Regions from separate parts of the Mus musculus genome. Here region 1 is linked to region 2. Evidence: chromatin contacts called from ENCODE Hi-C or POLR2A ChIA-PET data. All regions are on one chromosome and are shown on one strand. Each heading gives the region's core, a stretch centred on a gene start or an enhancer-like site at or near the end of the contact. The rest is flanking DNA. Distances are from core to core; before and after follow the strand shown. Region 1 overlaps Vav2 (vav 2 oncogene). Region 2 overlaps Vav2 (vav 2 oncogene).

Region 1 (3,422 bases), core at 690-3,189, 37 kb after region 2:
AGCCTGACCTCCTGAGCAGCATCTAATTCCTGCTCGGCCCTCCTCTGCACCCCCTCACCCCCCCCCCAGACCCTTTATCTAAGCATCCAGATACCCCAGGGGACACAACTGACAGCACAAAGGTATCTCTGGCCAAAGGATTGAGACTTGAGAACAACTAAAGGAGCACCCGGAGCCCAACTTAAAATGAAGCCCAACCCTTTCAACAACTCCAACCGCCCCTCCTCCTTCCTCTCCTACCCTACTCTACCTCCAAGGACATTTATTCAAGCTGGCCACTGGCCAGTTGTCACAGACCCAGGAGCACCTGGGGCTTTGTGATTTTGGCACTAGGACTTCTATGCCCATCTCTGAACAGTGATCTCCACCAAGTGCAGACATACAACCTGTATCTGCAGCTTGGTTGTTAAAGTAGCCAGAGAAAGACCCCAGAATCAGCTGCCCTCCTTCTACAACCTGGGAATATAACTGTGGTTGATTCTAGTGGATAGGACCTTCCCTACCCAAGAACTCCTCCACCCCAGAATAAGGCAACCTCTCTCACCTCTGTAAGATAGGCAAGCTTTCCAAACTGGTATCTACAAACAACCTTGACCAGGAGCCAAGCCACTGCCTCCACCTGGTTCATTCCAGGGGGATGGTGAGATCTGAAGGAAGGAGCCAAGAGCTAGGCCCCTCAAAGTAAGAGATCTTAGTTTCCTGGCTCATCTGAGCCGCACTGCAAAAGGTGGGCAGCACAAATGTTTACATCGAAACAAACCAGGAAAGGCTCTCATCCAGGAATCACATCACCCCTTTGTGCATCCTTTATGTAGTGGTGTAGGTCCCTTCCCTACAAGCCCACTCTGCTGGGCCTCAGGCCTCAGGCCTTGCTCCCATAGAGCCCCTGTAAGCACCAGCTCCAGTTGCTGAGAGCCTTTTCCTTGAGCAGCCTGCAGGACCACCCAGGTCCCCTCACAAGTCCACAGAGGCCTTGGCCTCTAGGTGCTCCTGCACCCTGCTGTTTCTTCCCATGACAGACTTGAAGAAAGATGTAGCCTTGAAACAAATGTGGCCCCAGAAGGTACTAGAGCTGCATGTGAGAAGGTACTCAGATTAGCATCTGGCTTTGGTACAACTTGGTTCATCAGATCATCTCAAAAACGTGGGACCCAAAATATGTTCTGCAGGCTCTGTAGACATTTCAGGTGGATGTGACCTGGATTGAGACAACAGCATCTTGCTTCCGTTTTCTAGTGCTGGTTCAGAGAGCATGTGCAGACCTTGAGACTGTATACATCTCACCAAATCCCTGTGTGTGACCTCACCCATTGGGTGGTCTGATCCTTCATGGCCTGGCTGTGCAATAGGTGGGAACAGGTCAGACTGTGTGCCCTGAGTCCTGCAAGTGAGACAGCCAGAGAGCTCACATGTGCCTAGATGTATCTATCTATCCTGTAAGGAGAGGCAACAACTCCCCACCCCCACCCCCGTGCAGGGGTGACACTTCCAGTGCTGGAATGGGTACAGACTGGTCCCCTAGTTCCACATGTAGACAACACTACTTGCAGGCCTTGGCCAGGCCTCCACATTGGACCCCGAGACTTCCTCAGATCACAGGAAGGAAGAAGGGACTGGCACTAAGGCACTAACCACCCTCAGGGTCAATTCTGCTCTCCTCAGACATGAGGGAGTGAGCTAGGTGAGCGCAGAGGCCAGCATTGGTGACAAAGCCCAGAGACGGGCACACAGGGGCACGACTGAACCACAGGTCCCTTTGGCACCACTTGGCCAGGGAGGAGGCAGCCACGCAGAGTTGAAAGGCACACCAAAAGCCTGGAGGTGAGAGCTGCTTAATTATTCAAACAGGCACCTGGGTAGCCACATCCTAATTGGCGGGAAGGCCTTGAAACCCTGGTGTCTGTCTTATTAAAAACAGCTCTCCTACTAAACAGCACCAACTGTCAAAACATGCCCACAGACGGGTCGTGATTGGTCTCCTCAGCCGCCATCCCGCCCAGTCCAGACAGTGGGGTGAGTAGTGTGCCTTGCTCCACACCACACCCCTGCTAGTTCTCCGGTCAAAAAAGCAGGCCAGTGTCATACCACCAACAGAGAGTGGGGAAGAGAACAGCTTTGGCCTGGGAAAGTCTGAGTGGCTGCAGCAGAAGGCATGCTCTCACTTCAGAGGTCCAGGTTGGTATCAGAATTACAAGAGTTAGGGTCTAAGTTTCCAGCCTCAGTGACCTCATCTGATAAATGGGGACAAACCAGGCACTTCCACACAAATAGCAAGGGAGGTGATGGTGAGGGCACCTGGATCCTGCTCTAAGTAGAATAATCCCAGTGGCCTCCTGGGCAGAGGGGACATAAGGACTCCGCCAATTGGGGACAGAGTCTGGTGATACAGGAGTTCAGTTACCATAGGGTTGGGCTAGGACCACAATGGAAGCCAGACTGGACATATAAGAGGGTTCTGCCACTTTAATGAGACTTGGGAAGTAGGGACAATAAGGCAAAGCCACTGCCACAGCCCTGACAGTGATCTCTGGTCTCTGCCAAGGCCCAACAGGGGTGAGGATAAGGGAAGTAGGGTGCAGCTGACTCAGAGCCTCCTGGGGCCAGACTCCGACTGACCCCCGACTCCCACAGGGCCCTTGTGGCCTGCATCTAGAGCCCCACAGAAACAGTTAGGGCTCTGCTGTGCCCCGCCCTGTCTGGGGAAGCCTAGGGAGGAGCCTCTGCTGATAACCCAGGAATGTTGCTTCTCAGCTTCTCGTACCCTGGATTCAGAGCCTCTAGCAGGCAGAGGTTTGGTAGGAAGAGGCCAGCTGATAGATAGATACACAGGGCATTCCTGCGCCCCGGCCCCCTCCTACATACCAGTCAAAGCAAGTTGGGGGGGGGGGTTGATCAGGCTGATAATGGAAAGTCCTGGCGGGCACACAAGCAGCATCATAGCCATAGTCAAGAACAGAGGGAAACAAGGCAACCATGCTTGTTTGCTGTTTATGCCCAGCTAGCTTTCTTCACTCTTAAATGCTTTAGGGCCCAGGGAAATGGTTCCACACATGGAGGGCTGCATCTTCCTACATCAATTAACAATCAAGATGATTCCCCACAGACATTATCACAAACCAATCTGATGCAGACAGTACCTCAATAGACTCATTCTTCCCAGGTGACCGTAGTTTGTACCAAGTTCACAGTTAAGACTAACCAGCACAGAACTCCATGCTACACACTTCCCACCTGGGCAACACCCTATGGGCAGCCTGCCTGAATGAACACTTAGGACGAATCCTCCAGGGACCAGGCCCTCCCATACAGGCCTCAGGGGTCCCCAGAGCTTGGCCAACTGCACTTTCCCAACCTCCAAGCTCAGGCCCCAGGAGCCAACCACCACTGTGGCATGGTCCCTACCCAGGACAAAGCTTGAACCA
Region 2 (3,800 bases), core at 15-2,514:
GAAAAAAATCAATGGTTCAATATCAAAATGACTCTGGGAATCAGACGGCATTTGGAGGAGCAGTCATCACTTGGGGTTGAGGGCGCTATTAGCATCCGATGGGTGGGGGCAAGGGCGTGCTTAAGGTCTCCTATTGCAGAACACCCCAACACAGAGAGACCTAGACCCAACATGGGGCCAAGCAGGGCTGAGTCCAGGAACAGCTCATCTCTTCTCCCCGGAGTATGCCTGAGAGAGGGCCAACCCTGACTGACAGCCCCCAGTCTGATTCCTAGACAAGGGGCAAGCTGAGGGCCAGCTCTCAGGTTGAGATGACCGTGGCCCCACCCCCAAGCCGAACCCTGCCCACTGCCCACCCTGAGGACAGGGAAACAGGAGGGCCACAGAGCAGACGAAGCGTCCTGCCTCTGGTCGCCACAGCCTGGGGTTCAGGCTGGGAAGGGAGAAAGAGAGCCAGGCTGTCAATAGGACATCCATCTCCTGAGCCCTACACGTGGATGACCTCATCCGCACAGTAGGTAGAACTGGATGAAGGCTGATACTGCCCGACCTCCCTCCTACTCCCGGCAGGCTTCGCAGGCAGCCACGGCTTACCAGGTTTTCTATGGAGCACTGGAACTCGCTAATCTTCTTCAAGGTCTCCTTGTCCCGCTTCACTTCATTGATGTACATGGCCAAGTCCTGGAAATCAAGACAGGATCAGGGCACTGAGTCACACACGGGGTGACCTCCCAGCCCCTTCCTAGCCCAGCTGGTCATTCCACACTCTTCCTCCATCTTGCCTGGGGCCACTCCAACTCTGGGCTATGGGAGTAAAAACCACCACACACAGGGAACCAGGAAGGAATAAGGTGAAGAACACAACATTTGAACCCAGAGTACACACTATGCTGAAGAGGGTGCTGGGAACCCCCAAATCCAGGTTCCCCTCACTCAGAAGGCCTTCTGTGTCAGAATGGAGATGCAGCCCAGCATGGATAAGCCACAGTGGGTCACACACAGCCACTGTTTAGACCTTTCTGCTCTCACGAAGCCCCTGTCCCACCTTCCCTGAAGAGCCTGGGTATTCTGTAAGTGGCTGGGGGAGATGGAGTGGGGGGAAGGTATGAGCCCTACATAGTACTGCAATCCTCTAGTCAGTCACCAGGGGGCAGTGCTCACTTTGCTTCAGAAAGTTTGAAATGGTCTGGAAGCAATGCCCAGGGGCGGCTGGGACAGAACAGCAGGGATCCTACCCAGAAAGCAGAGCAGAGAGGAAATCCCCGGCACACAAAAGCCAGACCCACATCCTGGAGCCAGTTCCTACCTCCCTTATGGCCTCTCTTGCTTCTGGGATCACTTCAAGGGCCAGCCTACAAACCTTGCTACTGGCAGCTCCCTACCAGAAGCCACAGTTTATAAAGGGTGGGTTTTGTTCTAAATCAACAGCAGCGACAGATCTGAGCGTGTGTGGCCCTGTGCACCCTGGCAGGAGTCACAGAAGTGCACGTCTGGGAAGGAGATTCCCACAGAGACAGTAGAGCTCCGGAGGCAAAGCAGCCAGCTAACAGAGTTGCATGGAGTGTGTACTGCAACCCTGAGGAAAGCTTAGCTCCAGGGCAGTGACAGCCCAGACACTGGCTGGATGAATGGTTTTCTGCTTTGCATTGGGGACATTAAAGGCTTTTAGATTCCCTGCTGTATTAGTTTTCACTGAGGGCACTTCAGTTAGAGAACTGCATTGATCACACGGTCTTGTGTGGCCATGTCTGAGAGATTGTCCTGACTGACGATGGAGGAGAGAGGGAACTGCCCACTGGAGGTGGCGCCAATCCTAGGCTATAGAAGAGAGCTAGCTAAGCGCTCCAGAAAGTGAGACAGTAAGCAGCCTTCTTCCATGGTTTCTGCCTTGAATTCTTTCCCTGATTTCCCTTCATGACAGACTGTGACCTGGGAATATAATCTAAAATAAAACTTTTCCTCCCCTAAGTTGCTTTTGATCGTGGTTGTTCATCACAGTAACAGAAAGCAAACCAGGCCGCCTTCTAAACTTTGCAGTTTGAAGAGCCTCCCGTGAAAAGAAGAACACAGAGTCACAAACCCTCTTTGGAATGTCAGGAGCTATATAACCTCAGGGTACTTTGCCACAAAGGGACCCGAAGCCACACACTGGCCAGGCTTGGGTTCAGGGTACACCTGCAGTATGAGTCACATGCTCCAGGAATGGCTGACACTGAATTGTGTCTGCAGTGGGAAGATGTGGTGGTCCCTCTGCTGCGGTGACCTCAGTTCCCCAGGGGCGCCAGCCAGAGGTCCCCATGTCAGCCATGGCACCCACATTTAAGTCCATTCAAAACTGATGCAAACTTTTCCAGCTGCATGAAGTCTGCTCTCAGAGAGCAGGTAGCTTTGAGAGCCAGCGTCCTCCCCCTGATCCTGTGTGGGAGTTAGACTGCAGCACCTTCCTCTTCAAACAAGGTGTGTCTTGGGAAAAGAAGGGGACCATGGACCAGAGGACTCAGGGGTCAGGGGTCAGAAGTCAAGGCTGGAACTCACTGCTTCTATAACACTGCAATGCCAAAGGGACCTAGCCTGTGTCAGGCATTTCACCTTGTCTAAGACAGGTGTCTATGAGAGGCACAGGTATGACTGTGGGGTAGCCTGACAGTCCCTTGGCTAAGGAGTCTGGAAGGTGACTTTCTTGGACTGTGTCAAGTTCATGGCAAAGACAAGATGAGTGGGATGCAGGCAGATTAAGTGAGGAAGAGGACATGTCCTGAGCACACCTTGGGGTGGGAAAGAATAGAGCATGCCCAGGAATCTGAGCATGGCCAGGCTTCCCCGGAATCTGAGGCGTTCCTGTTACACACATCTTCAATGACCCTGGCCTGATTCAGAGAACAGCAGAAGCCACAAAGGTTTCTGAGCAGAACACAGACGAGCTTCTGAGGGCAGTGGACGGCCATACATGAGGCATAGAATGGCTGGGCAGGGGCCTTCAAAGCCAGCACGTGAAAAGGGACCTTCCAGTGAGTGACAGGGCATGGGCATGGGACAGACCTTCATCAGCAGATGCCCAGGAGGAAAAGAGGTACCCCAGGATAGAGCTGGCACCCAAAAACCATTGATGACCCCAGTGGACACTTGAAAATACAGTGTGGGGACAGGGCAACTGCAGGCAAGTGAAGTTGGGGACTTTGGACACATGGTGCAAGCAGCCTAGCCTGCTGCTCCTTCCACCATCATGTAAGTCTAAGCCCAACCGCAGTGTCCTGTCAGTGTTACCAAGGAGCTCAGTCTGGATCCAGGAGTGTGTGCACACTGGTCTGGGGACTCCCCGCTCTGCCTCTCTTACTTACCTGCATGGCTTCCAGGGCTTCTTTGAGCTGTTGTCTTTCTGGTCGGTCTGCAGAATGGCTCAGGAGCTCCTAGGGGAGTGAGAGGGAAGCTAGGGTGAGCCCTCAAGGTCTCAGGACAAAGCCACCCACCAGCTCAAGTGCAAGTCCATCTGTCCAACTCCAACACACATGGGATCCCTTACATAGTAGACAACTGTGCAAGGCCTCAGTGATGAAGCAGTCAAGCATAGCAGCTCTCCTCTCCTCTTCCTGGTCCGTGGGTGCTGTCCTGTCTCTTCCCACTTTCCTAATGGTCTTAACTTATTCATAATTTTCCTTCCAGATGCCAGGATACCCCTTCATGGTATGTACTGAACATGGGCTCATTCATCAGTGTGTGCCACCCTGCCTGTGGGTCCAAGCCCATGCCATCAGAGCCCAGTGTGACAGAGGGCATGATGAGCAGGCTGCTAGCCTCACCTT

The links. A loop is a pair of places that touch in the nucleus more often than their neighbours do. ChIA-PET counts read pairs that join two places held with the same protein, here RNA polymerase II (POLR2A).
Region 1: a map of v-Abl transformed pro-B cells shows a loop between it and region 2 (2.2-fold over the local background). The contact joins two enhancer-like sites. A Hi-C loop is called at or near these places in 2 of 37 maps with a recorded cell type or tissue (heart and v-Abl transformed pro-B cells). POLR2A ChIA-PET finds 5 or more read pairs at or near these places in 2 of 5 experiments (Patski and embryonic stem cell).

What each region holds. Positions count from the first base shown.
Region 1 is chr2:27,324,597-27,328,018 of GRCm38, forward strand. All of the region lies in intron 3 of Vav2 (vav 2 oncogene), which reads right to left. Among named protein-coding and RNA genes, the nearest start is that of Sardh, 79 kb to the left of the region's middle. Within about 2 kb of position 1,940, at least 1 of the 3 ENCODE cell types and tissues checked has a DNase peak (open chromatin) inside an H3K27ac peak, as active enhancers do; it is heart, where a contact is called at or near this core.
Region 2 is chr2:27,288,012-27,291,811 of GRCm38, forward strand. Vav2 (vav 2 oncogene) reads right to left here. Exons shown (of 28, transcript NM_009500.2): 10 at 3,798-3,800; 11 at 3,339-3,407; 12 at 595-681. Among named protein-coding and RNA genes, the nearest start is that of Sardh, 43 kb to the left of the region's middle. Within about 2 kb of position 1,265, at least 1 of the 3 ENCODE cell types and tissues checked has a DNase peak (open chromatin) inside an H3K27ac peak, as active enhancers do; it is heart, where a contact is called at or near this core.